Linked DNA regions of Mus musculus: all the other regions are linked to region 1. A link is a loop called in an ENCODE intact Hi-C map of the cell type or tissue named here. Cell type or tissue: gastrocnemius. All regions are shown on one strand.

Region 1 (8,000 bases):
AAGGGGCGCAGCAGCTCAAAGACTGGACACTCCACTATTTGCTATAGTTGCTGTCACACACTGCCGTGTATGTGGGCCCACAGGGCTTGCTTCCTGAGGGAAGTCAGTGTGGTCACGCTAGGACTCCATGCAAAGTCATAGTTTTAAGTTGCCATTTGTTTTTCTATTTTTCTTAACCATTTTACTTAGTGACTAGTCTAAACAGACTCAAGTCACAGCGAGGGCTTTGAATGGCCAGTTCCATATTTTGGCAGCGTGATCTAGCTTTCTCGTAATGGATAGGTATTAATATTTGCAATGAAGGTTAAAAAAGAACCCACCTTCATTTAAACAAATAGTTATCAGGGCGGAAACGTGACTTGTACTCAGATGTGTAGATAAATGAGATCTATGTTGTATCTAAGTGAACACACATAACTCCCATGTGCCCATGTTGTTTTCAAAAAGCATCTTTCTTTCATTTACGGTTTAAAAAAAATTTTTTTTTCTCTTGGTCAAATAGGACTCAAAATAAGAAATCAAAAGTAGTGTATGAAGCAGATAGAAAGCCCTGCAGCCATAGTATGGTCCTGAGATCAGAACACTAGTGCAGATTTTTAAAACAGCCAAGAACTAAAGCCATTTGAACAACGAATAGTTCAGACAGTCCTCAACCGACAAGAGGCTCATTGATGGAGATTCAAGCTGAGGAACTTTCTCAGCTTCCAAACGCTTTCAAGGCCTTGACACTTTATACGTGTTGCTTTTAAATATGAGTGTTTTAACATCCCTAATACCTGGGTGACTAAGGAGCTATGGAAATTCCGAGCAGAGAGTTCCTTTCTTCTCCAGCAGGGCCATCAGGGAGGCCTGTCATGATATGCCCTGTCTGAATCTAGGGTCATTTGGACCCACACACCTATTTTGCTGTATTGAAACAATTGTGTTTAGCTTTAAAAAAAAAAAAAAGATCAGAGAGTATGTACAATTGATGCTCTTGTTTCATTAATCAATTCAGGGCTGGGAAGAGTATCTGTTAAATAATTATTTTGTTATTTAGAAAACAAGCTGTGAGCATAATCTTAAAGGCCAGATCAAAACTTTCTCCTTCCTATTAAATATAATTGCGCACCTTCAGAACTTCTCCTCACCGATGCGATATGTCTGAGCATCTGTCCTGGTGTTTGATAGAATACAGGGTTCTCCTTTCTTTCACACCTTCGGTCACCCTCTCCCACCCTTCCATCACCCTCATTTCAACCTGGGTTCCGATGAGCACATAAGGCACATGAGGCATGCAGTCCTTCAGTTCCGGGACCCACTCCTCCTGAACGTTGTGGTAAGAGGCTGGGTTTACGACAGAGAAGCAGATGAGAAACACATCTGTGTTGGGGTAAGAGAGTGGCCGCAGCTGGTTGTAATCCTCCTGTGGGAAGAACAGAGGAGCGTTAGCGCAGGTTGCTTGCAGAGCCTCTGTGTGGTTCTTGGGACTCTTGCAGGGAAAGACCACAGTAGCAGCGGCTGTGCTCATCACACATTGCCCATTTCCAATCAACTTAAAAAGACTCAACCAGCTTGATTGGGGTAAAATTTATACATACAAATTTTACATCATAATGTCTACCCACTCCTTTATAATTATCTGTATATTAGTTTAAGGTCTAGCCATCATGTTTTGTTACACCACAGATAGGGGGAGTTAGCAAATCCATCTCCTCACAGAGTTATTGATTTTTAACGATGAAAACACATAAAATCGCCTCCCAACACATAACCATTACATAACCACACCTTCCTTCCAGCTGTATGTGAATGGTAGCTTCTAGAATTTATCATTCCTGCCTAATGGTAACTTTGTGCTTTGACCGATATCTCCCCACTTCCTGCCCCTCCAGCAACAACCTGTCTACTGTGCTTCTGTGTCTTCAGAAACTCCCCCACGTAGACAGTACAAGGAGGGATAAAGGTCTCCCGGGACACTGGTGTTGCATTGTCTGGAACATGTATTTAAATTAGTGGGTCATTGGCCCACGAATATCTTCAACAATTAAACATTGTTTTTAAATTGAACACAGAGAGTAAGCTAAAGTACAAAACAAGTATTGTTGCCAAATGAGATTACCTCTGTTGAAGAAATATGTTTGGGACTTGTTCCTTAATGTACCCCAGTGCCACAGTGTGGTCAAGTTAAATGCCAGGTGTTTAGTGGCCAAGGAGTTTTAGGACATTCAATAAATAATCGTTCTATATTTTAATAGAATTTAGTAACACATAACCAATAGAAATAATAGTAATGTGTGCTTAAACATTTCCTCTTATATATGTGTCCATACGCTACATACATCACACAGTTAGACATGTTAATACATACATTATACATATGGGTATGTGTTGTGGAACACTGACCTCTGAGCCATTCCAAGATCATGTGATTACAGGGAAACCTTGCAAGACCGAGCCTGTCGATGAGCCCTCGGCTTTTCTGTGGGCTTTGACTTCGGTGGCTTTCTTCAGGGCCGCATGGAGAACTTTTAGAAAATCGTTACACGTGCTAAGATCCACGAGTGACGGGATCTCAGACATCACTTGTTACTCTGCCATTTTGTCTTTCCACTCAGATCATCACAAATGGATCCGGGGCCAGTTTGATTGGTTTTTCTCATCCTCTATCTATACCCTGTCCACAGCAATTAATTTTATGAGAAAGGACAACTCACCGTAAAATGTGGGATTTAGGGATTTAGGAATGTGGGATGATGAAAGATGGCTTATTGAGTGTTTAGGTTGTTCTTCCAGAGGACCCAGGTTTGATGGCCAGAAACCTACATGACAGCTCACAAAGGTCTGTAACTCCAGGGCCCTCTTCTGCACACCAGGGGCATAGACATTTAAGTACTGCACAGACAAGCCTGTAGACAAACACCCATGCAAATAAAATAATAAAATAAAATTAAAACAATTTAAAACGTGCGGTTTACAGTGACCTCTAAGCGAGCAGCTTCTGCAGCTCCTCCTCCTCCAAGAAAATCAGAATCTCTGGGGCACTGGACGTAGAAGAATCCTGTACTGATTGGTCGGGTGGAGCCTGGAGCGGAGACAGCTGATTTGTGCTTAGCACCGTCATCTTCACCACCAGAGCTCGAGTCTGGGGATCGTTACCAAGGACCAGGTGTTATTACAAGAAGTGACTGTATTATCTCCTGGAGTTCGCGCAGGAGCACTAGACAGATGGCACCCTCAGCCTTCATTTCACAGAAGAGGAGGTCAAAGTAGAGATGTCCGTAATGGACCAATGCAACCTTGAGTTATTGAATATCGAGATATGTGTGCATCCTGACCTGACTTTTGTTTGGGACTGTAATCGCCATGTCTCGGGACTTTAGACGGCAGATTAAGATTTTTTTTTTTTTAATTGGCTATCTAGGAATCTATTACTGCGGGGATGCATTCTTTTTTACAAAGTGCATTGGCCCCGAGTTGCCACAAGATGGCAGCAGACACTGTATATTTAAAATCTCAATGCTTCTGCTCCCTCTATCCCCAACAACCAAACCAAAACAATCGATTAGCCTGGATTAGCCAGGCAAGGGAAGAGCTGATAACTGGTGGTCTGACTGATAGTGTTTATTTTCTCCTTGATTTGCTAGCCATTGAATAAATGCTGCTTAGAAGATAGAGTCGGGGAGGTGAGGTGTGTTCATTTGCTCAGGTCCCCTCTGCAGGGATTTCTGGTGGTTTCAGCTTCTGGGCTTCACTGTGCTCCGGAGTCTAGATTTCTTTGCTGTAGGACTTAGTTCTGCTGTGTCAGTCTGTTTAAAAGAACTGATTACTTACTGGACGTGTGGCTCTGTCAAGGATGCTGCGGGAACTGTATAAAGGTTAAGAACCGGGAATCAAGTCAGGGAATGAGAATGAAAAGACACATATCAGTTCCACGGATGGGAACCGAGGCTTCTGCCCCCTTTAGTTGCTCTGGTAAGGCAGAGTATTTTTATCTGACCGAACTGGAAAATTCCGATGTCAAGTCCAGGCGATCCTCTACATCCGAATTCTTACACTAACTTCCAAAGGATGGTCCTCAGACCAGCAGCACAGGTATCTCTTGAGAGCTCATTAGAGTCTCAGAAATCTAAGGCTTAAGTTCCTGGGGAATCCAAGCCCCACATGCCCCAGTCAGCCTAAAACAGTTTCAGGGTCTCAGGTTATCATACTCCCTTCTTCCTGCCGTCAACCTTGCAGCTCTCAGAATCAAACATCCAACAACAGGATGGTAGAGGAAAAGTTACTTTCCACGAAGGTTTATGCCTGGCAGGTGGGAGCTTGCCACCCTTGGTTGTTGGCTGAGGCTAGGAAGTATGGCAGAAGCAGAATTAATAAAAAAGAACTTGGTGACGTCAAGAGGTTGAATCCATACCTGCTGGTGGCTTGAATGAGTTTTGTGGCGAAGTACACTTGGAGTGTAGATTATGTTACGTGTGAAGATGGTGCGATCAGCCGCGAGGAAGGGCTAAGTGGTCCTTTTGGCACTGAGGACCCTTCTACTGCATCTCTGAGTAACCGGTGCCTGGGTGTTTTCTGAAGAGATGGTGTGTTAACTCATAAAAACCACTAGATAGTGCTTTGGAGGGCCAGGATGGACACAAGAGGACTTGGGCTAAGGTAGGGTAGGTAGGAATTAGGGGCCATGTAGGTTTTTGAGTATCTGTTTTCCCTTTGCACAGAGGTGGGACAGACTGGTCAATTCCCAGGGCCCGAAAGATGTTCTTGAGCAGGTTCATCACAAAGGGACAGTGCTGGAGCCATGAAGCCATTAGCTCCCCTTGAGTTCGGATCCCTGGGAACTCATCCTCAGCTACGAGTCTGGTGCGAAGCCTAGAATGCGCATGTCTGGTAAGCGCCCAGGACCTGCTGTCTGTGTTGTAAGGAAAGCAGCGCGGAGTTCTGCCCGGTGCTTCACGCTCCAAGAGGCTGGGAGTAGAATTCTGCTTCCTTTGGTTTGTGAGCTTCCTGCCATTTATCCCAGGTTGTCGGCACCAGCTCTGGTTTCCATATTCTAAGTCCAGCTAGTCTCGGAAAGCTGGACAGGGCGGGAGCTCAGGATGTTGCTCAAGAGCGTGAAGGGTGGAGACGAATTCTCTGGATTCAAATCCCTACCCCTCCCGTCACTACTACTTCGGTGTAGTTTGTGAGTTCTTGTTGTCTCAGTTTCTTTATCTGTAAAGTGTAAAATGTTCATTCGGTTGTGGGAATACAATGCTTTAATATGTGGATTGATGCTTTGAATACAGTCAGCGCTTAAATGATAGAGTGGAAGGGTCCATCCCTTATCCAAAGCCAGCAACAGCTGCAGGTCCTGGAACCCCGACCCCTATCCCCATTGGATACCAGGGATGACCCTGAAATTCACTTTTCTGATCTCTAAGTGGTAATGAGACCCGAATATTCGTGAATTGTGATTGCATCTTTTAGTCAACGTCCTTTCATCTTTTTTTTTTTCTTCTAATCTTGGGAAAGCTAAGGACCCATTGGTCCTTAGTTACTTCTTACCAACAGCTCGTTGTAAGGGCAGCATAGTCCAAACAGCGCACTCCTAGAAACCACGCTGAGATGCACGGGGTGAGAAAGTTTGAGTTGCTTATTGAGAGCAAAACATTTATTCTGAGGGTTTAGGCAAACTTTCCATAAAGTGTTGACGCCAGACCCTGTGCTCCAGATGGCCCTGTTGGCTCAGCCAATGGCAAAAGAGGAAGTCTTGTGTGCTTCCAAGTGGACCTGGGGTTACCATTAATGAGCCCCAGCTGTACTTCCCTCCTGCAGGCTCACATGCCTCTGAAGAAGAAACCCTGGTGGGGAGAGAGGAGCTTCACAGATCAGGTCTTGGTGAAGCTGTGTGGTCGCAGCCTTGAGCTGGGCCAGCGCTTCCTGGTCCCACAGTCGTTGGTGGCAGCTAAGCTGCCCTGGGCTGTGATTTGGCGATGAGAGATACCATCCTCACACAATGTGTAGGCCACCTTATGTGTTGAGGGGCGCATGTGCAGGGAACTCGGGCTCACTCTGATGAGAAACGGGCACCTGCTTAGGTGAATAGCAGGCCACATTCATCCGCTCTGGCAGTGGTGCTAGTTGCTACTTCTGCGAGTGCTTGCTGTCTTTGAGAGACACCTACTCGAGGTGTGGTCCAAGAGCAGGCTTTTCTCATTATCATTTGTTTGGGTGAGGGTCCGTGGAGAAGAGGGTAAGATGCCTCACCATCATGGCTGATCCGCTGCAGACTCAGAGGACACCTCGCCCTGAACATTGGCCTGGGAAACCCCTCTAACTCTCTACTCTTCCACAGGCCATGTGAGTTCAGGCTAGGCTCAATCCTCTCCATTCTGGCGTCATGCTTTCTCATGGCATGTGCCAAACAAGCCAGCGGGGCTTGGAGTACATCTTAGAACTCCGAGTCTCTTCCAGTAGCTGAGCCAGGGATCTGAGAGCAGGAAGCACTTTCAGAGAAACTGTCACTCATATTTGACAAGGAGCCCGAGTCAGACAGGTGAGCTGGCCTGACATGAATAGATTATAGATTAAGCTGGAGGAATGCCCTGTTGCTTGCTGGGTAAACTGAGGGGTAAATCCCTTACTAAACTAGCTTGATTTTTTTTTTTTTTTTTTTTAAGACAGGATTTTCTCTGTGTAGCCCTGGCTATCCTGGAACCTGCTCTGTAGTCCAGGCTGGCCTGGAACTCAGAGACCCACCTGCCTCTGCCTCCTGAGTGCTGGGATTACAGGTGTGCACCACCAACACTTTTTTTTTTTTTTTTTTTTTTCCATTTTTTATTAGGTATTTAGCTCATTTACATTTCCAATGCTATACCAAAAGTCCCCCTTACCCACCCACCCCCACTCCCCTACCCACCCACTCCCCCCCTTTGGCCCTGGTGTTCCCCTGTACCGGGGCACACAAAGTCTGCGTGTCCAATGGGCCTCTCTTTCCAGTGATGGCCGACTAGGCCATCTTTTGATACATATGCAGCTAGAGTCAAGAGCTCAGGGGTACTGGTTAGTTCATAATGTTGTTCCACCTATAGGGTTGAAGATCCCTTTAGCTCCTTGGGTACTTTCTCTAGCTCCTCCATTGGGAGCCCTGTGATCCATCCATTAGCTGACTGTGGGCATCCACTTCTGTGTTTGCTAGGCCCCGGCATAGTCTCACAAGAGACAGCTACATCTGGGTCCTTTCGATAAAATCTTGCTAGTGTATGCAATGGTGTCAGCGTTTGGATGCTTATTATGGGGTGGATCCCTGGATAAGGCAGTCTCTGCATGGTCCATCCTTTCATCTCAGCTCCAAACTTTGTTTCTGTAACTCCTTCCATGGGTGTTTTGTTCCCACTTCTAAGGAGGGGCATAGTGTCCACACTTCAGTCTTCATTTTTCTTGAGTTTCATGTGTTTAGGAAATTGTATCTTATATCGTGGGTATCCTAGGTTTTGGGCTAGTATCCACTTATCAGTGAGTACATATTGTGTGAGTTCCTTTGTGATTGTGTTACCTCACTCAGGATGATGCTCTCCAGGTCCATCCATTTGGCTAGGAATTTCATAAATTCATTCTTTTTAATAGCTGAGTAGTACTCCATTGTGTAGATGTACCACATTTTCTGTATCCATTCCTCTGTTGAGGGGCATCTGGGTTCTTTCCAGTTTCTGGCTATTATAAATAAGGCTGCTATGAACATAGTGGAGCATGTGTCCTTCTTACCAGTTGGGGCTTCTTCTGGATATATGCCCAGGAGAGGTATTGCTGGATCCTCCGGTAGTACTATGTCCAATTTTCTGAGGAACCGCCAGACTGATTTCCAGAGTGGTTGTACAAGCCTGCAATTCCACCAACAATGGAGGAGTGTTCCTCTTTCTCCACATCCTCGCCAGCATCTGCTGTCACCTGAATTTTTGATCTTAGCCATTCTCACTGGTGTGAGGTGGAATCTCAGGGTTGTTTTGATTTGCATTTCCCTGATGATTAAGGATGTTGAA
Region 2 (8,000 bases), 110 kb after region 1:
ATGAATCTCGATGAAGTGAGTGGGGGATGCAGGCTGTAGCTACAAATGGGCAGGGGAAGACAGGCTGCAGGAGACATGGCCTGGCTTGTGGGAAGAGGAGGAGGGTCTGTAACCTAATACTGGCTACTTGTCACCTCCTGTGCCTGCAGGATATTCTGTACCTGCATGGGGTAGGGCACCTTTTACTGGAGAGCAAAAGTGTTGCATGGATTCTGCCTGACTCCGTTTTAGTTCTTGTGACCTGGAATCACTGTCTTCTCAGATGTTGGGCCCCACATTGTAAGTCACATCCATTCTGACTGTAAACAAACAGCTGGCAGGACTCTGCCCCAGGCTCAGAGCACCAGGCCTGATGCTGGATTGTATCTCCATTTGGACCAAGAGGTTTTGTCCCGAGGTCTAGGCCTTCCACACGGACTCACATAACAAATATGTGTCATGTTTCCTTGGCTAGATTGAGATCTACTTTGCCTATATCATAAGCTGGGACATGTCTCAGTCTGCCCCTGGGAATGCTGGGGACTCCAGTATGTTCCTATTCTATGAACCTGCTGGTGTGTTTTTTTTTTTTCCTGAAGGTTCCTTTCTACTTGGCTCTTTTACTGTGTTGCCTGCCCCAGTGTGCTGAGTTCCTGAAGCTGATGACTTACCCGGACCACTTCCATTCTTTGTTCTCTTAAATCCTCTGACACTCTATTCTGACTCTCTGGCTGAACTTCTAGGGGCCTGTCCATTGGGCGGGTCTGAATCTACATTTGGTTGCTTCTGGGTCATTTTGTTCTGCTGTAAGGAAGAAGAACACACATGTCTGTATTCCAAGATGTAACAGTTTTCTCCTGGAAGGGCTGGCCTATGTGAACAACCCTTCATGCCACAGTGGAAACTGTCTTAGAAGTGTCTCCTTATGACATGAGTCGTGTCTGAAACTCTGCTGAAGCTCTGCCCAATTCATGAGTCCTCTGCGGGAATGGAGACAGAGGCCAGTCAGCAGAGAGTATATTTGGCCATTAATGGCCACCCTCCTGTCTACAGGAATTAGGGCAAGTAGCAGCTTTAAGAGGCTTAGGGAAAGCAAAAACTCCCAGAGACTCATTCAATTCTCTCTCTTTCCCCTGCCTGGTTTCGGGTTGGCAGCTCATGTATGGTTAGTCTTTGCTGTGGTTGGGTATATCATAGGCTCTGAGAAAAATGCTAGACAAAACCTTGTTCTTTGGGATCTGTGCAGATAGAGTGGGATTTGTTTATTATTTGACATGAGCAGAAAAGCTGCAATGATACTATTGAATAGGTTACAATATTTTTAAAAAAGGATAAAATATGGCTAGTGGTAGAAGTGAGTCTGGCACCAAGCTGGGTGAAAGGATGTAGGTCACTTGGCAAGTCTAGTTAGGGTTGATTCTAACTGACATAAAGCTTTGAGAGTAACGCCCACATCCTGACCTTATGTAAACACTCCCCAGTCTGGGACAGTCTGGGTGCCTCACTTCCTCTGTGCTTTAGAACACAGAGGGGAGGTGTCCAGAGAAAGAACTCAAACTGGGTGATGGACAGCCTGCTAGATGAGAAGGAAAGACCTGCTGCTGAGTTTTCTGAAGTACTAGGGGTTCTCGGTGGAGGTTAACCCTAGAGATGGTGATCCAGACTGATTGGAATGTGGCTTTGATGCCAGCCAGGGCTATGTTCTCTCAAGCTCTGGTTCAGCCAGTTACTAGTTGTACACGTGTACACACTTATCCTAAGTGTCACTTTCTTCATTTGTGCCTTGCTGTGACAATGCCACATATTCTGTAGGCCAGCAAGAGGAGTGCAGACCATGTAAAATTGCATGGGAAGCTATTATAAAACTCCTAGCAGAAGAGAAGAATAAATAGTGTCCATGTGTTTAATTAGAGGATTTCCCTGTTTTCCATAACAACTTGGTATTTTTTTTAACCAGTACTTTCTCCAAAGATGTCAAAATACTTTTATTTTTGAACTTTCTGTTATAAATAAGAATGAAATACTAACACATGTATCTCATTTACTTCATAGTAAAATAGAGGCCAAACCTACTCTATCTTGGGACCACCCTCCATCTTAAAAGAAAAAGAGCCTGAGAATTTGACCTGCAGCTGAACCCAAGCTGCACCCAAGTACCAGGAAGGACCCCATAGCTTGTCCTTGGCCCATACCCCAGAGTTACTCCCTAGCTACTTCATAGCAACAGTCAATCAAATATTAGTCTAATTGTTTCAGATGTACTTCCAGACCATTTGTGAATGTTCATGGTTTTGCTTCAAAGCACCCACCTGTTGGCTTAAACCCCCATTGCTTGCTTGCTATTCCTATAAAACCTTATCCTGATGAGGGCTGAGGGCTGCTCCACTTTACAGTCCTGCTATGTCGGGGTTGGTGGAGAGCCCAAGTTCAAGCTTGTAACAAAGAGACCCTAATGCGATTACATTGGAATCGGCTCCTTGGTGGTCTTTTGGGGTTCACAAACGTTTCCTGGCTCAACAATATCATGCAACAAATGGATGGGGTAGTATATGCACTCACACGGAAGATATCATACTTCAGGATTGCATTATTCATAAGATCTTGGTACCCTGCAGGGTGGTCTGGAAGGGAACCAGGTTCAAAGTTGTGTGGTATTTGTCCTGTTCATGTCTTTATGTAATTAAAGGTCTAACCTCATTTTGAGGATGAAACATCTAAATTTTGAACTCCCATTATTAAAAGCTCTCCTAGCCTCTGACTTAATAATCCCTGACTTATTCTATAGCAAGAAGAGGGGGGGGGGGATCAACATTGTACAAGCATTGTGATACAGAATAGATGTAGCCTAGGGCATGTGCTTGAACCTGTCACCAATGTTAGGAGATTAAATGAAGGCATGCTGCTTCCCCAGGCTTCAGTGCCCCATCCTTCGGCCAAAGGGCAGGGATTAGGTTGTGCCTAACATCTCCACTCTAAATCCTTTATGTGCCATGAAGCTTTCGTGAAGATCAAAATAAGAGCTAAGTAGACGATTTCTTCTCCAGATGCCAACTAAGTTAATTAGGATGACTTAGAATAATCAAGATGAGTAGTTTCCCTTTGGATCTATTTGCATCCTCCCAGGATTGAATACCAGGAGAACCACCTACTGGAAATGAATAGGGAAGCAACTAAAAACTGCACCTCCCCTGCAAGGTTAGAAAGGAAGCTCTGGGGAGGAGGGACTAGCAGGGCTTGCCACTGCACAGACCCACTCAGTATTTCCATCTAGACTGCACTTCATTTATTCTCTCATTGGCCTCCATGTTTTCCCATTCCTAATCCCATAGACCACAATTATACTTTCATTCACACACACACACACACACACACACACACACACACACAAATGAAGATGATATGCTGGAATATTCTAGGGCAGTAAAGGTAATTGCATTTATAAAATGCAATTACAACTCTTCTCAGTTTTCCTTTCTGCCAGTGTGGATGAGCCAGAAAGTGGGAATAAAGAAGTTTCCAATAAAGAATTCACAAATCTGGGTGTGCCTGAGTTTTTAGATGAGAAATGAGGAGATAGAAGTTTATCACTTTATTTAATGTAAATATTAAAACTAAGGGACACATGAAGTCCAAGGAAGAGATGCAACAGAAGCAGAGTGCTGGAGTGTGCTCTGGCTGAAAGCTGGGAGATGAAGAAGCCGAGGGATTTAGTTTTCTTGAATGTAAGGACTTTCTGGCTGGAGGAATAGATTTCTCTTTATTATCTGTGTGAATAATGAAGTCTCAGGATGTGCTGGGAGTGTGTTGGCTCTTGTTTTCAAATTTCATTCTTAAAGTTTTATTCCTTTAGATTCTGAAGACCCTCTTTCCTGAGGCTCCAAGTAAACACACAGCTACTTATGGGTGATGCAACTTGGTCCTTTACAGTTTTTAAGCTCAGGGTGGTATCTGAAGATGGTACAGTGAATAGAAGAGAAGATGAAGGGGCACAATCTCTATAGCCCAGATGTAGTCCAGGCTGTGTTTCCTGGGACTGTTTGAAAGACTGAAGGCTCAGAGACATGCCGTAAGACCTGTTAGTTCAAGTGCTGAGGTTATACTGACCAGAAGATCATACAACTCACTCTTGGAAAGGAGATTCCACGGAAAAGAGGAGCGACCCACATGTATGGAGTAGCTGCCATCACTGCTCATGGACGTGCCTTGTGTTCACCACTGAATCCATTAGAGAATTGTTAGTCATGAAGTCAGGGCACTCATGTTTTTGTTGCAGGGGTCACTGGGTGTCTTTCTCCACCTAGTGGCCATTGGGTTCCAACCTCAGAGCTAAAACCATACTGCTTATTACTGTAAGAAAACAAGCATGCTTCTGGTGTTTTAAGAGGCCCTCAAGTCCTAGACTGAACGGCACATCCGAGCACATTTGGGAAAGCCATCCCGCATCTCAGTAATTAGGCTGCCTTGCAACAGTTCCATTGTTCGGTGGGGAAAGGAGATTTGGGAATGCTTGTGATCAGGGAACACACACAGATGGAGTGGGGGCATGGATACTTCTGTACATGCCAGGTTCATATCATAACCTCACTTCTCAAAACACAAAATACAAGGAAAGAGTCAGAGTTTTTGTGATTATTAGCTTTACAGAATGCTCCACCGTCTCTGTGATGCTCTGGGCACATAAGGCGTTTAGTAGAATCTCATGTTGAGCTATATTAGTGCCTTGATTTTTATACATTGCTATGACTGTTTCTAGTTTCCAGATAACTTTAAATTGCATTTAAAAAATTCCTGGAATCCATATCCCATTAATTTCATCTTTAAAATGTGTTTAACGAACATTTTTCAAGTTGTTTTTCTGTTGTTCTCGGCAGCATTTGACAGTGTTGAATACTCCCTCTTATAGACTAACCTTCTCCTCTGGTTTCCATGACACCACCATCTCCTGCTGCCTCCTCCTTCCCTGGTAAGATTGTACTTTTCTGCTTCCCAGAACATTATCTTTTACAGTTACTAAGCACTATTGATATCCAAGGCTTACTCTTTGTATGTGAGTCCGTGCTGTATATGTGTGCAATATATGTGCACCATGCTCATTCAAAGTATTGATTGATGGGGGAGGGCCCAGCCCATTGCGGGTGAGGCCATCCCTGGGCTGGTAGTCCTGAGTTCTGTACGAAAGCAAGCTAAGCAATCCAGGGGATGCAAGCTAGTAAGTGATATCCCTCCATGGCCTCTGCATCAGCCCCTGCTTCCTGACCTGTTTGAGTTCCAGTGCTGACTTCCTTTGGTGATGAACAACAATGTGGAAGTGTAAGCTGAATAAATCCTTTCCTCCCCAACTTGCTTCTTGGTCATAATGTTTATGCAGGAATAGAAATCCTGACTAAGATACTGTTCATCTTGTCTGTCTCAAGGATCACATGTCAACATATGAATATGAATGTAGAAAGAGCATGTCTAACTTATACTTTCCTGAGTTGTACATCAAAGCCTGAGCTAGGAGTGGAACTTTGTGCCTAGTCTCCTTTCTCCATGCTAGGACTTTGTCTAGTTTGAATCTGTGCAGTCCTGTGTGAGCTCTCACTCTTTCTGTGAATTGATATGTGTATCAGTACTGTAGTGTCTAGAAGATGCTGTTTCACACTTGGAGTTATCCTCCAGTTCTGGCTCTTACAGTCTTTCTACCCCCTCTTCCACAACTGGATGTCTGTCTACATCTTTTCCTTCCTCTCAAGGCCTTGAGAAGAAAGATGTGTATAGACATTCCAGTTATAGCTGATCACTCCAAAGTCTCTGATTCTGTGCAAGCCAGTTATGGGTTTCGGTGTTAATGAAATTTAAACTTAAAAAATACATTTTAATGTTACAATATAATTACATTGTTTCACCCCCTGTTTTCTTTCCCCCTCTAATATCATGCACCCCCTTTCACCTTTCTCCCTCTCAAAATCATGGCCTCTTTTTCTTTAGTTGATGTGTGTGTGTGTGTGTGTGTGTGTGTGTGTGTGTGTGTGTGTGTTAAAAGAGCCTGCTTGGTCTGATTAGTGTTACTTGTATGTATTTGATTTCAGGGATGACCATTTTGTATTGGATAACCAATTAGGGGACTCATCCCCCCAGGGAAGACTACTTCTCCCACTTTCAGAAGTCCTTAATTGCTCGTAGTTTTTTATTTACAGGTGAGGCTCAGTGAAACTCCTCCTTTCCATGTTAGCAGACCTATTAGTGTTGTATTTCTTCAAGTCTCATTGGCACACAATTGCTGTTGGGAGAAGGAAAGTCAGTTTTTTTTTTCAGTGGTGGGATACTTGGCATATTGACCATACTCTGGGGAAAGTCTCATGCCCAATAGTAGTTGACCAATATAAGCTGGCTCAATGGGTTTAAAAAAGAATCTATCTATCTATCTATCTATCTATCTATCTATCTATCAGCCATTAAGTTGGATGGTTAGGGAGATGAGAAGGATCTGTGGCGAGTTTAAGGGGGGAATGAATATGATCAAAATACATTGTATAAAATTCTCAAAGAATAAATAAAAACATCATTAAAAAATTCCAGCCTGCCTGTTGAATATTTGTGTTATGGCGCTCTATAATAGACTCTTGCACAATAATTTTGGAGTCTTGTGCTTTTTTTTGCAGTGTGTATGTGTCAGTGCTACTCAAGACCTAGCAGATGAGTGGAGTTTGCCTAGCTCATACCACAGTGCTGATTCTGATACTACTACTACTAATTAAAATGTATTAATCAGCTGCCTTTCCTCACATCCTGTGCTCAGGGCTTCACACACCACTTCAGATAACTGAGTCCATGCCAGTATGCCCAGCTCTACTCTGCTTGGTGCATTAGCCATGGTGAAAAGCTCCAAGCTTACTGTCACTGATCACCTTCAAGGACATGTCTCAGTTTTTCTGCCTTGAAGATTCCTGGGAAGTTGGGAAGGTACTTAGGCACCACGAAGTCTATTGTTAAAGGTGGGAGCTAAAATTGCTAGGAGTGGACACTCTGACTTCCCATGTCAGAAGATACAACCTCAAGGGACATTCTACAAGCTTTCTCAGAAATTGCTTTGAGCAACTGAGCCACTGTGACCCAGAGTATTTACTGGCCCAAACATGGTATTGTTCAAAAGTCATCAGTGTGGTATTTCTCCCTGACTCCATTGCTCTCCCACCTGAACCAGCTCCCTGAACCCAAGTCTAGACTCAAACTCTGCTCTTGGGAGAACTCAGACTGAGACACACTGCATCATCCTCACCACACTGCCTCTTGTGAGACAATGCTGTAGTGCATTCTTCTTCATAATGAGGAAACAGTCACAGGGAAGTCTAGCTGGTCTTTGCTACTTTGTGGGTTCTATTGTTCCCCATCCCTTATCACCGCACCCAGACCAGTTTCACCTGCTAACACTAGATAGGAGAGAAACAAGGATGGAGGAGAGAGAGGAATTAGGAAAATCCCCAAATCTAAGTTCTCTCTTTTTGTTTATTCTTTGATATAGTGACTAACAAACCACAACCGATCCCTCTGAACAACCAACTACCACCTATATACCCTCTGAAAAGTTCCCAGAATTCCAAACCTCACACAATCACAGAAAGTATCTACAACTGGCAAAACCACACCTCTGCTAGAGCACAAGGCAAATCATAGTCAGCTGCTGCAGATGGTCCCAAGTAGCCTCATATCCTGGGACTGCTCATACCCACACCTGGGATTAAGACAAAAACACATTCTTACTATATTTCCGTGTTTTCTAAAGAACCCAAAATTCCAGAACTTTCACTACGGGGAAGTTTATGGAATGCACACAGGGCTATTTACACTACTAGCTGAAGGGCTGGAATTCAAGCGCAGACTTTTGACTCTGTATTCTCAGCTAATACAGCAATCTGTGGAGTACATTACTGACTGAATGTGATAGTCTTGTAGTGTCTCTTTATGTTTAGTGATTATGATTATGTATATAAGATCTATGTGTGTATGCATATACACATGTGTGCATGTGTGTCATGATG
Region 3 (8,000 bases), 220 kb after region 1:
TGATACATTTGGATTTAAAAAAATAGCTTATAGTACTGCACAGTCATTTTAATCCCTGTATTATTTTTAGCTACGCTAGTGTGAGGTTCATATGCACTTTCAGGTTTTAGAACAATATAAATTAAGATAGAAGTTCATAATGGCATGAAACTTCTATATTAACCCATTGTCTTATGAATATCTTATAGAAATCTAGAATACAGGGAACATTACTTTTAAGACTATCAATTGCTGCGTGGAATTTAAAGGTTACTAGAATCAGTTATTTACAGACTTATGGCGATTTTCTTGCAAATTTCCCATCTTCTTGAGTTATTCTACTTCACGCTTTTTGTTTTTTGAGAGCAGTTTCTGAGGAAGACCTTAGAATACCAGACCCATAGACTCCCTGCCACCCTCTGAGGTGAAGAGAGACACAATGAGAAGTCCAGGATTGAAGTTTATCATTTGTAGCAGTATCAGTCCAAACTTTCTCAGGTTGGACCAGAGATGAGATGGTCATAGAATACGTTTCTGTAAAATGTGACATGAAATGATGATTTACGTCATGTGGCTCAGATCTGTCTCCTCCCTTCATCTCCACTTTATATCTACCATACAACATATGAATATTTTTATCTTATTTACACTCTGGGATTAGAATGCTTTCATTAATTTAGTGCTTCTTTCCCTGGTTAACGGCAAGTATGAGTGAGATTTACCTGCGTTGACACTTAGGGATCCCACCTTTCATTGTCTATGCCCAACTTTGAATAGTTGTCGGACGTAAAACCTTGGGATTTTGTTGGGCATGTGATAGAGACTTGAGAGTTATGCACATCTATATGTAGTAAGGACCGGAAGGCCTCAGCAAGTACCTGAATTGAGAACTGCAGTATGTGATTGGTCTATCCGTTTATGGGGGAAGGGCCTTCCAGTTGTCATTTCTCCCCAATTTGGCAGAGAAATTGAAAAACTCATCCTAAGAGATTGTTTAATTATGAGCAACAGATAAAATTCCCTCTAGGATTCTCAGAGATGGATCAGGTTTGTCACACTGGAGATTTAATCATTCGCCAACTTAAGAACATTGGGAATGCACTGCTGGCAGAGCTCTAGCTGAGGGAGTCAAGGAGGCAGCCTTCCCAGGTGATGTAAGAACTCAGAAACAGAGGCTGCATTTTATAGTGATGAGCTTCCTCACTCAGACAAGACCGTTTTCTTTTGAAAAGATCAAATCTTGTATAGAGTCAGATAAACACACGTGTAGAAAGAGGAAGAGATGACATGAAAGACTACAGACAAACAAGTGGACAGACATCCACCCAGACATAGAGATGGACATGGGGCAGGCAAAAAAAGTGCATAATTCACACAGACTGACAGAGAGATGGTGAGAAAACCAAAACCACACACACACACAGAGACAGAGACACACAGTCACACATAGGTACTGAGACACATGTACACACAAAGACACAGGTACACACATGAGAGAGAGGGAGAGAGAGGAAGGAGAGAGAGAGAGAGAGGGGGAGGGAGGGAGGGAGGGAGAGAGAGAGAGAGAGAGAGAGAGAGGGAGAGAGACATAAACATTTGTTTTTGTCCATGAGAGCCCCAGCAGCTAGGATTCTACCAGACAACTTTTTGGAAATGCAGACCAAATGAACAAGGGAAATGTCATATTGGCACGGAGTTTTTAAAGCTCAGAATTTTATAATCAAACTCCGAAGCCCTCATCTGTAGTGTCTTGGGGGACAGTGCCACCATGATGGCCTCTCTACTGCTGTTTTACTCTGCTTTCTCCTCCTAAAGACCAGAATTCAAGTTGTTAGTGGTGACTATGTCTATAAAAGAACGCAATGTGAGCCATTGTATAGGGTGGATACATAAAATTTTTTTTTTGCCAACTCTCAAAATAGGAGAAGCAAGGAATTCTCCCCTTAAAATTTAAGATTAAAGACTTGATAAAACAAATAAAAGGAACATGATAATCCTTAACTTGAAAACACAGAGAGCTTACTATTTTTGCAAGAATTTGTAAAGGTCAAATTATAAAGACAACAGGAATGTTTAGGTAAGCATTAAAAATAGATTTTTGATTTTGATTGACATATTTATAGACTGTGGTGTAGCATTTCAATACTCGGGTTCAATGTAGGATACTCAGAGAAAATGGCATATCTACCTCCTTGAGCAATTATCATTGCTTTGCGTTAGAAACAGTCCTACTAATTGGTCTGAACTATCGGATTGTTAACTATAGTGACGTTTAACTGTATATTTGGCTATTTGGATCAAAATAAGCTATGAAGAAGGGAGGGCTTGATAACTGTGGTTAAGTTCATGACACCCGAACAGCGCCATTATTGACTCCTTTCCTGAGTAGCTATGGACCAAATCTGTGTCAGGAAAAATTGTCAGGAGCTCTGCCATCTTTATATGGTCAGTGTTCATGCAAGCTATTTTTTTTAGTAAACACTAGGTTGTTTACTAAAGAGTTGTAAAATCACAGGTAGAGTTAAATACCCAAGAGACTTTTAGATGGAATACTAGTTTCAAAAGACAAGACATGTTAAAACGCTCAATGTTCCCATTCTCACGGGCAGCATATCTTACCCGTGCGTTCTTCCTGAATTCCTAATGAGTATCTAGCTATGGCTAGTTTGAGTGATGGTAAATTACATTGCTGTTTTTGAAAAATTGTAAATTCAAATAATATTTTTTGATGTGAGGTTATCCACTAATATTAAAGTACTATCAAAAATTAAGGAATTCTCTCTTTTATGAAAATCCAGAAGTGTTGTTTTTCTCTTAGGAGGAGCAGGACTAAGGGAGAAGAAAACAGAGAGGAGAGTGCTTTAGGAGCAGCTGGTCTTTCAAGAGGTCCTCAGGAGCTTCAATCTTCCATTTTTTTTCTAGAGACAGCAGGCTGCACAGGCACTTTCTTTACTCTGTCACCTCTTCCTTGTAAAATGATTCCAAAATTGTTTTCAGGCTGTACCTGACATTTAGAGACAAGGTGGTATTAACAGAACCCCCCAGGAGAAGAAAGAGTGGTTTGGTATCAAAACAAAACAGGAAAACCAGTTTAATCATGACCCAACCTGAAGGGAACAGTGGTAGGCAAATGGTTTTTGTTGGTGATGTTAAAAAGTTATTGATATATACATATATATTTTTTCTTGAATGGCTTTCTGTTACAGTTAAGACACTGTTCAGGAAATATTGATAAAACCACATATTGGTTTTGAAGCATTGGTTTACCCAAGTCTTATAATGCACCACTTAAATGTTTAAAATATCGAAGAGGTTGAAATTATACTGACCACTTCCTAAATTATATTGACGAATAACCAAGAACATCATTTCACTTCTGAGCCTGCACCACATTACATAATGAGCGTGTGCACTGCTGGCTAAGGGCTGCTCCCCCCGCATGCTCCCCTGCCTACTCCCTTGCATGCTCTCCTGTATGCTCCTGCTCCCCTGCATGCTCCTGCTCCCCCTGCATGCTCCTGCTCCCCCTGCATGCTCCTGCTCCCCCTGCATGCTCCTGCTCCCCTGCATGCTCCCCCTCATGCTCCTGCTCCCCCTGCATGCTCCTGCTCCCTGCATGCTCCTGCTCCCCCTGCATGCTCCTGCTCCCCCTGCATGCTCCTGCTCCCCCTGCATGCTCCTGCTCCCTGCATGCTCTCGCCTTCTCTAGTGCCTATGTTTTGCTGGATTTCAGAAGTAGAATGTATAAGAAATCCATTTACTTAACCCTCTTTCAGACATTCTTCTAAAAAATAATCCATTATATTTTTAGTAGAAGGCAATGGTAGTTGGTAATGACTGAGTGGATTTCCACTCTGAAGCTTTAATATTCAGCCAACAGTCATCTTGAGCTTTCATTGTAATGCTCTCATGAAGGAGCTGTGGCTCACACTCCCCAGAGTGAGCCTAGGCGAGGTTGTGTGGCCACCAAGCTTCTGTGGTTACCATTTACCACAAGAGGTCACTGTAGGTTCCGCCACAATTAGTGATTAGCCAGCATCTTTCCTTTTCTCTCTCTTCTCCTAAACCCCTACAACTATGACAGGGGTGGAGGAGAACCTATGTAGTGTTTGTGGATAAAAGGAAATACATAAAACATAGGACAAATAAGAAAGTTCAGTGAAACAAGGTACTTATTTATTTTAATTATTACAAGTTTATTTAAATTGGTGGCAATTGTTTTAAGGCTAAACAAATATAGCAATAAAATAGTAAATATTAACATGTTACATTGGCTAATCACACATCATGAATAATTATAATGTGACATTCATAACATGTTGTTTAGACTAATAGGGAATTTATAATTTGAAATGAAAATTTAATTATAGCACACATTTTTGGTATAATGGCAATATATGTGAAATACAAAGTTTCCAGCAAAGTTCCATGTGTATAATGGTTTAATCCCAGGGAGATGGCTACATATTTACTATTTCAGAAGAATTTTCCCTAAACAGATGTTTTTGTATAATTTATACTAGACTTGAAGTAGAGTCAGTTCATAACTGCACTTTCATTGAAAGAGAGAACACAGATTTATAGTTATTTCCATAGCCTATGTGTAATTCTAGCCTTTTGATGTTTCCCAAAATTTGAAAATAAAGTTCAAAGCTAAAACAAATTATCTCCAAAGTTCCCCAGGTTGTTAAACTCCGAGAGGCATGATTAGAAATGTATTACTCTGAGAGGTTCAGTTTCCTGGTCATAAGGATGCACTACCAGTGGTGTAAGAGGCCAGACCTAGAATATTTCATCAAGTTAAGGCTGCTATGATTATTATCACAATTAGTTAGTATGTTAGACATTGCCTTAGCATTTGGCTACACGTGGGTACTCAGACCTAACATTTGCAGTGATACATTTGTCTGAAGTGTAGGCAATACCTTTGTAATATAGTAAGTTTTCATATGGAAACTAAAAAAATGGGCAAAATATCATAGAAATGAAGAAATGGTTTAAAAGCAATTTGAAATTTTACTAAAAATGGTTTTTTGTCCTTTTTAGGGGCTCTGATTCAATCAGAGAAATGCCACTATTAAATATAATGAAAGTCCTATGAATTTTGAGAAGTAAGCTTTTTGAGATCTGAACTTCGAAGCAGACTCCTAGAAATTTCTAGTTAGAATGCTGGATATATAGGGTCATTAACTGCTGGGACATGATGGCAACTCTTCAAGGACACAGGTCACCCCTGTGCCCGATCTCTGTCCCATCACCCCCTCCCCCCCCATGCAGTACACAGAAAAGGCTGGTGGAGTTAGTGCAATTTGATTTTGGCTCCTAAAGTAACCAAGCTCATGACTGATTCTTCCAAACAGTTCTGACTATGTCCGTGAAGGGAACTGACTAAGTGATTATGCAGCTGGAGATGTTCATTTACTCACTGTGTATCTGAAGATGGAAATCATATAGCATAGGACGAATCAGCAGGGCCCATGAGAGCATGCTTGTATCCTAGTCCAAATTGTTGTGCAAATGAAACATTCTCTATCATTTTCATTTTAATATCCAGGGGCTAAAATGCTGGGCTAATTGATATTTTAAGAAGTGCTTATCAACATTCATATTCTAATTAAATTATTTTCAACAACTTTGTAGCTAGAACTTATTGATCTTTGGAAATAAGTTTTGTCTTTGGAAATCAGTCCTTGATTGTTTAACAGAGTTTTTCTGATGGTCAAAGAAGCTTACAGTCCAGCAAGCCAATTGCTGATAGCCAGATGTAACTAAATATTGATCAACTGACTTGCATCATAGGGAAAAGGTATCCTTTTTCCTAGTCCTTCCTGTCTATGCAATTCCTTTAATTTGGGGAATAGATTAAAGAACAAAGAACTCATTTTTTGTGTACCTTATGACATTGTAAGGATAGTGGGGCTCTGCACTGGAGACTAGACAGTCTGAGGACAAATTCCTAAAGATGGTGACTACTTCTCTTCTCAACCTTCATGCAATTTATGGTGAATTACTCAATGATACAACAGAATCTTACTGAATATCTACTATGTGCTAGAAAGTGATGCAGAACAATGCCATGGTGGCATCTTTCTTTATGTGCATGTTGTTACAACATCATTGCCTTACCTACACCTTGGATCCTCACAGGTAACAAACAACAGGACCTGGTTTACATAGTTAGGATGATGGTTAAATATGTGTAAGGACAGCATTGAGCCCTTGGAAATGTGTGTTTTGGTGCTGCCAGTTATTAGTTGTTTAAATCTTCGGACACCCCAGCTATGGTTGATGTCTTCAATTTTGCTTTGCCATCTCTTTCTAAATCTCTTTGCATCAGAGAATTTCCAGCTCCTGAGCATTCCTCTCATCAAAGTGCTTTCCTCTGGATGGTTAAGGTTTTGTGAGACTTCAGACAGCATCTCCTCATCTCATCCTCTTCACATGTTCCTTTCACGACTTTACATTTTTCTCTCTCTCCCCTTTATTAGACCCTGTCTCCATCCCCTCATCTTTTCTTCTCCTTCCTGGTCCTTAGCGGATTATGTTCCTCTCCCTATTGCTCCTTTGCTCATCCCCATCCCACTTTCCAGAAAAGGCTGAAGTCAGGGTTTGGCTTCTGTCTTCTTTGTCTTGTGTGGGCTGTGGCATCTGGAGTTTCTCTCCTTGTTCTTCTCACATGTCATCTAAACTGTGGTCAGACTTGGCCACATGTTTATGTTTCATGTCAAATCCATCAATTTTCTGTGGCATTTCATTACGGCAGTCTAAGACCGCTTACACACTTTTGTCCTTCTGTCTAGAAATCTTAGGTTTGTATTTGACTTCCCACTCATTGCAATGCTAGTTTTAACCCCCCCCCCCAAGAACATGATAAAGCTGAAGGATAAGAATTTTGCCCCTCCATTTCTTTTGTTGCTTCTAAAGATGCTGTGTACACAGTGCTTGAACTTAGGGGCCTCATAAGCAGACTCAGACCATAGCTAACTTCCTATGTACTCAACGTATAGGAATAAAATACCTCCTTAGCTGAGCTCAGAAATAAGGCTTCCAGGAGTGAGGGCCAAAATTAGGGAGACTCTCTCATCCATACCCAAAACAACCTGGGTCAGCTGAGAGAACTGTCTTCAGGGTAGCTGGTAATTTTATGAAACTCTGCTGGGTAGGTATTTCCAAGGCTTCGAACCTTCTCCCCTGACTGCCATCTCTCCATCATTCCCTGGCCTCACTTTGTACTGCTACATCAAAGCTTTTCAGAGTTTTAACTTGGGCCTGGAAGGGCTACTGAGGAGATGGGGGGTGGGGAGAAACATAGGTCCCAGATATTACATTGTGCCTCAAAGACAGGGCTTAATACAGACTTGCTTTTCATATATATATGATAAGGTAAGATTTGGGAGATTTTTCTACCCTTTTGTGACCCAAATGAGGGCAAAATATTAAATAGCTGGAAGCCTCTAAAGTCATTAACTGAGCTTTAAAGCACTGGACTTAATTGATCAAGAGTTTCCTAATGTGTAGACAAAACCCAACAGACAAATGAACAAAGAAGACACTGGAACACCACCTTGCAACCTCCAGACAACAACGTATTGCTTAGAGTAAAGTACATGTCAGCTTGGATTACCCTAGTACCTGGACACTCTGTAGAGACAGATCACACACCAGGAACTACCATCTCTCTGTAACCTGCCCTGTGAAATGTCCCAGGGAGGAAAATAAGTTTAACTTGTAGATAACAGTCTTTCCTTAGACATCCAGCTCGCTGATTCTCAACCTTCCTAATGCTACAATCCTTTAGTACAGTTCCTCATGTTGTGGTGACCCCATAACAAGAAAATTATTTTTGTTGCTACTTCATAACTGTAATTTTGCTACTGTTATAATCCATATATAAATAACTGATATGCAGGGGCTGGGGAGATGGCTCAGCAGTGGTCACTCTTCCAGAGGGCCCAAGTTCAATTCCCAGCATCCACATGGCAGCTTACAACTGTCTGTAACTCTAGTTCCAGAGGATCTGG

What was found. Peaks named below come from ENCODE experiments on the same cell type or tissue, not always from the same donor. Only the 100,000 strongest peaks of a DNase experiment are listed, where the experiment ranks them.
Region 2: a loop joins it to region 1, with 6 times the contacts of the local background. A loop is called at or near these places in 17 of 42 quality-filtered maps.
Region 3: it touches region 1 in a loop (5-fold over the local background); 10 of 42 quality-filtered maps call a loop at or near these places.

What each region holds. Positions count from the first base shown.
Region 1 is chr12:75,385,084-75,393,083 of GRCm38, reverse strand. It overlaps Rhoj (ras homolog family member J), which reads right to left. Exons shown (of 5, transcript NM_023275.2): 3 at 1,241-1,405. Among named protein-coding and RNA genes, the nearest start is that of Gm34613, 27 kb to the left of the region's middle. In gastrocnemius, a CTCF peak has its summit at 3,460 (motif pointing right); DNase peaks (open chromatin) are centred at 3,456, 5,761, 6,024, 6,330 and 1 more place; H3K4me3 peaks cover 285 bases; H3K27ac peaks cover 3,028 bases.
Region 2 is chr12:75,276,938-75,284,937 of GRCm38, reverse strand. No RefSeq gene overlaps it. Among named protein-coding and RNA genes, the nearest start is that of Rhoj, 27 kb to the left of the region's middle. In gastrocnemius, a CTCF peak has its summit at 4,279 (motif pointing left); a DNase peak (open chromatin) is centred at 4,289; H3K27ac peaks cover 2,691 bases.
Region 3 is chr12:75,167,141-75,175,140 of GRCm38, reverse strand. The region is part of intron 1 of Kcnh5 (potassium voltage-gated channel, subfamily H (eag-related), member 5); the gene reads left to right. Among named protein-coding and RNA genes, the nearest start is that of Kcnh5, 6.2 kb to the left of the region's middle. In gastrocnemius, a CTCF peak has its summit at 3,969 (motif pointing right); a DNase peak (open chromatin) is centred at 3,964.